Regions from separate parts of the Homo sapiens genome. Here region 2 is linked to region 1. A link is a contact called in ENCODE Hi-C or POLR2A ChIA-PET data. All regions are on one chromosome and are shown on one strand. Each heading gives the region's core, a stretch centred on a gene start or an enhancer-like site at or near the end of the contact. The rest is flanking DNA. Distances are from core to core; before and after follow the strand shown. Region 1 overlaps CLEC16A (C-type lectin domain containing 16A). Region 2 overlaps CLEC16A (C-type lectin domain containing 16A).

Evidence for each region. A loop is a pair of places that touch in the nucleus more often than their neighbours do. ChIA-PET counts read pairs that join two places held with the same protein, here RNA polymerase II (POLR2A). Pooled maps may share reads with other maps.
Region 2: a loop to region 1 is called in a pooled map, with 4 times the contacts of the local background. The contact joins two enhancer-like sites. A Hi-C loop is called at or near these places in 17 of 168 maps with a recorded cell type or tissue (A673, Caco-2, DLD1 and 13 more), 1 of 37 single-sample maps with no recorded cell type and 18 of 50 pooled maps. POLR2A ChIA-PET finds 5 or more read pairs at or near these places in 18 of 52 experiments (AG04450, BJ, HEK293T and 13 more).

The regions. Positions count from the first base shown.
Region 1 is chr16:11,137,143-11,141,552 of GRCh38, forward strand. The region is part of intron 22 of CLEC16A (C-type lectin domain containing 16A); the gene reads left to right. Among named protein-coding and RNA genes, the nearest start is that of SOCS1, 120 kb to the right of the region's middle. RefSeq lists enhancers at 3,006-3,584, 3,585-4,162, 4,163-4,410. Within about 2 kb of position 3,074, at least 3 of the 41 ENCODE cell types and tissues checked have a DNase peak (open chromatin) inside an H3K27ac peak, as active enhancers do.
Region 2 is chr16:11,091,025-11,095,499 of GRCh38, forward strand. The region is part of intron 19 of CLEC16A (C-type lectin domain containing 16A); the gene reads left to right. Among named protein-coding and RNA genes, the nearest start is that of CLEC16A, 150 kb to the left of the region's middle. RefSeq lists enhancers at 388-477, 3,849-3,898. Within about 2 kb of position 3,203, at least 11 of the 41 ENCODE cell types and tissues checked have a DNase peak (open chromatin) inside an H3K27ac peak, as active enhancers do.

The sequences.
Region 1 (4,410 bases), core at 1,824-4,323:
GTCCATAAAATCACCCAAGGAAACATCCTAAGCCTTTTCTGTTGGTGTTTTTTTTCTTTGCTTCTGAATCATTTGTTTTATCAACCGCAAGTTCTCATTAACAGACAAGTGATAGGAGATGCCAAGGTGTGAAGGCCCCTTTATGGCAGAAAACCGAGAAACGAAAAATTCCTAGCCCTTAATTCTGTATGTAAGTTGATAAAAGTCCATCTTGATTTGATTTTTGCCTTAAAATCTCTCTGACTAGCTCAAAGACAATCCCCTGGAACAAGGTTTGGGAACCACTTCCCAAGAATTAGAGTGCCTTTGGGATCCAAGAAAATGAAATGCCAGCTGGGCGTGGTGGCTCACACCTTTAATCCCAGCACTTTGGGAGGCCGAGGCGAGTGGATCACCTGAGGTCAGGAGTTCCAGACTAGCTGGGTGACAGAGCGAGACTCCATCTAAAAAAAAAAAAAAAAAAAAAAAAGTGAAATGCCAACATGGTGAAATCCCATCTCTACTAAAAATACAAAAAGTAGCCGGGCGTGGTGGTGTGTGCCTGTAGTCCCAGCTACTCAGGAGGCTGAGGCAGGAGAATTGCTTGGACCTGGCAGGTGGAGGTTGCAGTGAACCAAGGTCGCACCACTGCACTCCAGCCTGGGTAACAGAGCGAGACTCCCTCTCAAAAAAAAGGGAAATGCAAATAAGCAGTATTGCCGAGTGCACAGTTGGTGGGAAGGAGAGTTAGTTCGTGAGGACCCACTAAGAATGGGAAAAACCAACTGAATCAAAAGGCAGAGATGCAGCAATAATGGTGCCTCAGAGACAGGCAGAAGCCATTTGATTTTCCACGTGGCCGTTTCCTTCATGCTGCTGATGGCCTCTTCAAAGCACGGCAGCTCCTGGGGGCCAGGGTACGGGACCGCCTGGTGGAGAAGAATTGGGGTAGGGAAAGAATTGGCATTTTTTAAAGGAACTTTTACAATTCCAAGGAAGTGACATGACAAACATGTTGACGAGGGTCAGGAAAAGGAAGGTTGGCTGAGCAAGCGTTTACTAAGGCCCTTGATGAATCAAATAAACACTGCACAGGGCTTACAGAGAAGCCTGGGGTCAGGGGGAGGGACTGTGAGCAAGTCTTGCCAGCTAGTGGGCTCTGTGGTGCTTCTGGCTTGGCACATGCAAAGGTGTGGCTGCAGGGTAGGGATGAACAGAGAGCTGGGAAGCTCAGCAGGGCCCGATAGCAAAGCGCTTTGTGAGCTTGCCCCATGGTTCGAATTTTATCCTAGAAGCAGCAGGAAGCCATTGAAGGTTCTAAGACAGATCAGGGGACATGGGTGGCAAAATGGACTTGGGTTTTAACTGACTGGAGTTGGGAAGGGCAGAGGAGAAGGGTGGAGTGGGAAGGCCACAAGACACATTCTGGCCCCTTCACTGCATGCTCACAGCTGTGCGTCAGGTGATGCCCGTGGGCGGATGAGAAAAGTCCCACAGGCTGGGGTGCGGCCTTCCTTACCTTTCTCTGGCCATTTGCCACTTACTTGTACTATAGGATTATATTGCTTGTTTCAAAAAACCTAAATGACCACTGTTTTCACTCAACAGCGTATCCTGGAGTGTTTTTCATTTTAGTTCGCAGGCGCACCCTCATTCGATTTTGACTGCTGCGATCATCTGGTCAAACCACTGTTCATTGAGCCAGTCCCCTACTGATGGATGTTTAGGTGGTGGCCAATTTTTTGTCCTTTAACAAATAGGCATCTCCAAGTGCCCTTGCGCAAGGGTTTCCTCAGGGTAAATAACCATGAAGTGAAAACAGAAATAGCTACGCTGAGAAACTAACAGGATTTGGTGACCAATTTGACTGAGGGAGTGGGAAGCCACAGAGCTAGCTTAAGGCAAAATCTTAAGAAGGCTTGGTTTCCCTCCCCGAATGTTCTCTGTGCATTTAGCTAGCAAGGGCATCTCGATGATCCCAACTTCTGACCCAACAGTCCTTGTGTGTCTTGTGGGTCTTGTTCTGTCCAGAAGGCCTTCGGGAGTTGTGGTGACTAGAAGGGTCCCCAGGAACTGGTGGGGGTCTCCGGGGTGGCCCACTCATAGCTTGGCTTGTCATCTCAGACAGAACCTCCAAGCTTGGCATGATGGAGACACCAGTGGGTTCTGTTCCCACCTCCTGGCACCTCTGCTGAGGTTACAGCTTTCTACACTTCTTTTCTCTCTATAACCAGAATCCCATGACTAAAATACAGTTTTCTTTATTTGCAGCTGTCCAGCCATGGCATTTAGTATAAATATGCTTTTCTCCAAAAACACACACAGTATTATTTTTTTTAACATCTCAAATTCCCAAAGGGCCAAAAGTCAATATTATCCCAGTGTGATAGGAATGGCTGTTTTGCAACATCTCTTCACACTTACACAGCCTGCTTGCTGAAGCCTCAGAGTAATCACAAAAACACATTCCAAAACCCATCAGCCTGGCTGCTGGATTGTTTTACTGTCTCTGTCACTCCCTGCTGTGAGCTCAGTCCTTGAAAGTCGCCGCCTCAGTTTCCATGTTGAGGGTGAGAAATTCACAGCGTGATTTGGGGAGCAGATGCTTCAACTGTATGAACTGCAAAGTTTGGACTGTGAAGTGCAGTGACTCCTCTGAAAATATTTGCTAGCTGGTAAAATTCAGGCTCATGGCATATGTGGTCTACTTCTAGCCTTACAGACTTATTTAAGGTCCCAGGATAAAAATCCTATTTATTGAATGCCAACTATGTGCTAGGCACTGGGCTAGGTGCTTTACACAAAATAAGGAGATAAGTATGTAAATACTGTATAAAGTTATTAGTCCTACTTTTATAGCTGGGGCAAGCAAGAGTCAGAAAGCAAGGTCCCCTGCCCGGAGTCTCAAAGTTCATCCCTGGAGAGGGTGCCTGCTTCTTCTACCTCTTCTACCGGCTTCCTGAGAACAAAAGTTATCTCTTGTCCTTTGTTCTTTCTCTTCCTGCTAAGTTGATTTGAAGGCTCTGCAGAGCTTCTGGGGTAACCTACGTGCCCCTTTGTTGTGGCTTTCTGAGCACGATGACCTCACCGGCCCACAGCTGGGTCTCCGGTGCTGGGTTCCAGGCACACTCCAGCCTCCTGGCTCACGGATGTCCTGTTGAACCTCACGGATGGCTGGGTGGCAGGAAGAGTCAGTGTGGATGGAATGAGCCTTCCTCAAAAACCCCCACCACCGCTCTTAGTAACCCGGAAAATGCTCTGAAATAGTTGACATTTACAAAGTCTTGGGCATTTGGGGAGAAAAACGTTCTTTTTTTGGCCAGATTTCCAGCATGAAGCCCAAGGGAAATGTCCACGGGCTCAGCACAGTGGTCTAGCATCTCAAAGCAGTGCTTGGCCTGGTGGAGGCCATGGCTTTCCCATCCTGCCCTCTCTCCACATCCAGCAAAGAACAAATGCAGAATCTGGCCTGTCCTCCTGTCCCCACCATGTCCCACAGAGTGGCCCTTTGTGCTGACCCAACACGAAGCACCTGAAAGGCTTGCTCAAGCTGCCGGACTTGAGCAGCTTGAAAGCCACCATCATCAGTGCACCTGCTGTGCCCAGGTGTAAGCCATTGTGTTGTTTAAACTGTGCCACAGCCCTGCCGAGGAAGCCATTGCAATCAAGAGGCTAGGGCCACACACCCTGGAGCCAGACCCCCCAGGTTCAAATCCACACCTACCCCTAGACAACTATGTGATGTCAGGAAGTTCTGTGAAGCTCCTGAGCCTCTGTGTCCCCTTCTTTCAAATGGGGCTGATGATAGGACCTGCCTCACACAGCAGGAGCTTAGCTGGGCCAGCATTTTACATGTGAGTGCTTCACGTTATCGTAGTGTCATAATGGCCACTGCTGTTGAGGAGGGAGCCAGGGCTCAGACGGATAGAGCTGCCTGCCCAAGGTCGCAAGCTCAGGGGTGGCAAGCCAGCACTCCCAGCTTCATGGCCCTGGCTGGAGTCACTTGCAGAGCAGTTGGCCTGGCTCCTCCAGGCTTTTCCGTAGGGTCCTCCCAAGTATTCTAGCCAGTGCTTTTGGGCTCTGCCAGCCATATGGACAGCACCAGGCAGGTAGAGTTCTGAGCACCTGCCCTGTTGGAGCCACCATGGAAGTCACCATCTCTGGCATGGTTCCTTCTTCCAGCCAGTGCACACCAAGTGCCTCCTGCAACCCGTCCTAGGCCCCCGTGCAGAGGACAGCTCACTCACAGGAGGCAGACATGGAAAAGGATGACCATGGGGCCAGGGGGATACCTGAAGTGGTGGGGGCCTCAACAGGGCAAGTCACCCAGAGGGTTCATGCCGCCAGAGCACGGGGTGTGGGGGGCACTGGGTTGTCGGGGACCGTGGGGGATCTGGAGGGGTGCAAGGAGACATGTGAGTTTCATTCTGC
Region 2 (4,475 bases), core at 1,953-4,452, 46 kb before region 1:
TCTGGGCTCAAGCACCCCGCCCACCTTGGCCTCCCAAGGTGTTGGGATTACAGGCGTGAGCCACCAAGCCTAGCCAGGATTTTGCCTTTAAAGCGCCTAATCTCCTTTCTCCATAAAGACGTGAGGTAAGCAGTTTTCCCTCCTGTGTTTATATCTCCCCCAACTCACACCATGAGCTGCTTCTATTAAAAGACACAGGAGATGGATAACTGGTGTTGAAAATGATATCACTTATTTCAAAGGGTAAAAGGGAAGTTGTGTGTGGCTTTCAGTAAAAGCTCACAGGCCTATTCAGTATCGGCCACTTGATGAAGAAGCCTTACTTTGTGGTGGATGCCCCCGGGTCTGGCCCCAGTGGCGCCTGAGAGGCAGCAGGTAGAGGCAAGAGCATGCTCTGAAGGCTGTGATTCACCTCGTAGGGCGGGTGGGGCTGTGTGCCCTGGCAGCCTTCTGCACCTACTGAGTCTCAGGCCTCCCCCACCTCTGCAGGGCTGTCCTGAGGGGCTGGCACTGCACAGGGAAGGGCGCTGGCTCGGAGATGGGTAGAGTTAGTGGGTAAATGGGTACTCCGCAGAGTCTGACCGCCAGCATTCAAGCTACCTCTGCTGCTTGCCAACCAGGTGACCTCAGCACATGGCTTAACCTGAGCCTCAGGTTTCCTTCATCTGAAAAATGAGGAAAATTGTCAGGAAAGCTTTGAGCACGATGCCTGAAACACAGCAGGCCTCTGATAGGTGTAAGCTCAAGTTCCATGACTCAGGCTGCAGATGATCTGCTAGGCTTTCTGGTAACCCACGGGTAGCTGAACTTGATGCCTGAGCTCCCCCTCGTAAGTTACCCCACTTTTCTTTGCAGGAAAGGTGTGCTTAAGTAACAGGTACTCAGCAGGGGTGTTCTGACACCCTGGGACTGCCATGGGTTTGCTTCCTCAGAAGGCTTCCCCGTCGGCTGCCCTCTCTCACTGTAGGGTCTGCTTGGACTCAGTGTGCAGAAGCCCTCCATTATCGACAGAAAACAAGCTCCTTAAAAACACACTTAGGCCAAGCACAGTGGCTCACGCCTGTAATTTATCCAGCACTTTGGGAGGCAGGTGGACAGATCACTTGAGGTCAGGAGTTCGAGACCAGCCTGGGCAACATGGCAAAACTCCATCTCTACAAAAACGAAAAACTAGCCACGTGTGGTGGTATGCACCTGTAGTCCAAGCTGCTTGGGAAGCTGAGGTGGGAGGATCGCTTGAGCCCAGCAGGTCAAGACTGAAGTGAGCCAAGATCACACCACTGCACTCCAGTCTGGGCGATAGAGTAAGACCTGTCTCAAAAAACAAACAAAAACAAACACACACACACACACACACACACACACACACACACACACATGCCAGGTGTGGTGGTGGGAGCCTGTAGTCCCAGCTACTTGGGAGGCTGAGGCGGGAGGATCACAGCCTCCCGGGAGGTTCCCGTGAGCCAAGATCATACCACTGCACTCCAGCCTGGCTCTGTCTCAAAAACAAAAACACACACAAACACAAAAAAGCCCATGCTTAAACCAATCCCTGGCTTGCAGGCATTTCCAGCATTTCCTTGAACGTTTTTGCAAATACAGATTTGAACATAACTGATTTCAGTTCCTGTCCCCAAAACTTTTGGTTCCTTCCTTCCTTTTGTTCGTGGCACAATGGTGAGAGTAGGTGCTCTGGAGTCAGAATCTATCAGGGTTTGAGGACTGGGTCTGTCGTCTATGAGCTGTATGACTTCGGCCGAGCTTCTGAAACTCTGTGGGCCTCGGTTTCCTCTTCTATAAAACACGGTGGTCGTGACAATTAAATATACTAACAAGCGTTTGATCCATAATAGAATCCCCAATGCATGGTGACTGTCGTTATCCTCATCATCATGACTGTCCCCAGTCTAGTGGGAGACAGGCCAGGAGGCAGGAAGCTCCCCCTACCCCAGTGTCGAGGCCCCCATGGAGCAGGGAGGAGCTGGGATGAGGAGCATCCTTACCTGGGCAATCTGTCCAGACCCATCTCAGGGATCTCCTCCTCCTGTACCCCCCACCACCTCCACTTCCCTGCTGGCTCCTACAGCCTTTGCACCCCCTTCTCATGGTGCTTTTGGGGCATCACATGGTGTGCACCCTCATCTCTTATGAATTCAGCTAGACCTGCTCAGCACAGCAGAGTGAGAGAGAGAAGGGCAGTAGGCTTCACTGGAGTGGCCCTTCCCTGCCATCCCTCACAGTGAGCCTGGGCCCTGGAGTTGGGACATTTGGAGAACAAAGCCACTTTTCCTCAGCCAGTGCGGTTACCGTGGCCATACTCGTCCCAGTGAGTATGAGTCTAGGACTCAAAAAGTGCTTCAAGGCCTCCTAAACCCTAGCTGACACTTCCTGTGGCACTCAGGCAAAGGAACAAACAGGCTTCCAGTGTACAGGCCGGGAGCATGCCCTGCTGGACACTTCAGTGATTCTGCCCGGACTCAAGGGTTGGAAGGTGGGCAGTGACTGGTCACCTTTCTCTTCATATCTATACCGCCTGGCACTGAGGAGTCACCAAATGAATCTGTCTTAAAGCAAAGTGGGCGTATTTTTGAAGAAGTAAATATCAGCCAGGCGCCGAGGGTGGGCAGATGCACCCTGGGCACAGCACAGGTGGAAGAGGGCAGGGCGTGTACAAGACTGAGCAAGAGGAGGTAGAAGGCGAGCCAGGATATGAGGGTGTGGCAGTGCAGAGAAGGGGCCCTGCTGAAGGACAGGAAAGTGGGCTGGGAGCAGCTCCAGGAAGCCCACTTCCATGGCACAGTTAGCAGGGATGAGGTAGCAAGAATGGAGGCGGCAGCTGGTGAAACATGCCTCTCTCATTCACCCCAGGTGAGAGGACAGTGACCCAAGCCACGGTGCGTTCAGGGATGGGGCAGGCTTGGTTAGAAGGGAGGACCCACAGGCTTCCTAGCCTGTTGGGGTGGAGGGGTGACGAGGGTCTTTGGACGACAGGCAGGTCCTATCATGTGCTTGTAGAAGCCATGGTGGTTAATTTCTGCCTTCTTTTGTAACTGTGGCATTAGGAAGCAGGACTGACCCCATTCCTCTAAATCATGCCCTGGTCTCAACCTTTCCTCCAGAGTACTTCCTCTTTTGTACAGGGCCCCTTCCCAGCCTGTGGCTGTCCTAATGAACCACCTTGCTGTGTCACCTTCAGGTGACCAAAGATGAAGGCTCCAGGGGCTCAAAGGGGAAACTGAAGGGTAACATGAGTCAGGGGTTCCAGAGGCTTGACTCAGAAGCTCTGCGCCTGTCCTGGGCAGGCCGAGCCTGATAAGTTTCCAGCCCTAAGGTGTGATTGCAGTAAACCTTCTGGAAGCCAGAGCCGGCTTCATCTACAGATGTGAGGTTTGTGGGAGGAGGCAGAAGTGCTCTTGTGGCTTAACGGGCCCTCTTGGCTCCAGCTGCTCAGAGGAGGGGCAGCTGAGAGCCACACAAGGCCTTGCCTCTGAAGTTTGAAGCATTTACAGGCACCACCTCCCCCCCTACAACTTTTTCCAGGCCACATCAGGCAAGCTCCTTTCTTAAGAACTGACCTTGTGTGTCTCTTTTTGCATCTGAGTTCTTTAGAAAAATCTCTCCCTTTTTTCCTGTGGGGCCCTGCATGCCTGCCTTGGCCCCACTGCCCGAATATGCCTTCTCTCATTTCCCTCCTGCCTCTGCCGTGTAGTTTCTAATGTAGCTCAAATGTGAAAAATTAGGTTTGCATGGTTGCCATGAATTTTACGTGAATCACATTTAAATCAATAAAGCCTGTAGAATGAATCAAGTTATCGTTATTATGAGGTAGCAGGGGGCTATTTAAAGGGGCTGTGGGCCTTTAAGCACATAATGGAAAAAGTTTCCTACTACTGGATGATCCCCGATAAAGCACTTAACCTTTTGCAGCTCTGGGCTCCCTCAGTACCTGTGATGCGTTTGAAGTTTCTACTTTCTTCTTAGCAGGTGTGATCAAGCAGAACTAGAATGAAAGTCACATTTTCCATGACTTGTTTCTTATTTGAACAGTTGCTAATCTTTTTTTTTCTTTTTTTTTTTAAGTGGGTAGTCTTTTAAATGACATTCTGTTTCAAATGTGTGAGCTTGGGATCTTTGATGTAAATAGCAGGAAAAAGTGGGCGGTAATGTTATGGAACGTGGAAAGCCTGCCTTTTCTAGGTCGTGCTTTTAGAGCAAGAACCAGAGAGAAGAAAGAAAGGAAAGAGAAGATGAAAAAGAAAAAAGGCTGTGCAGGGGTCACGGCTGGAAAGGCCCTCATAGCAGCCTGGCACATCATGTTCTGACTCTGGGTGCAGGGCTCCCCCCACCTCCCCATTTTCACCTTGATCAGTCCTGACATTCTCTCCACGGGCCAGCTCTGGTCTGTGTGTTGGGAATGACCACTCCAGGAACAGAGTCCAGGCAGTCAGCATAGCTGAGGGTTTGCCACAGTG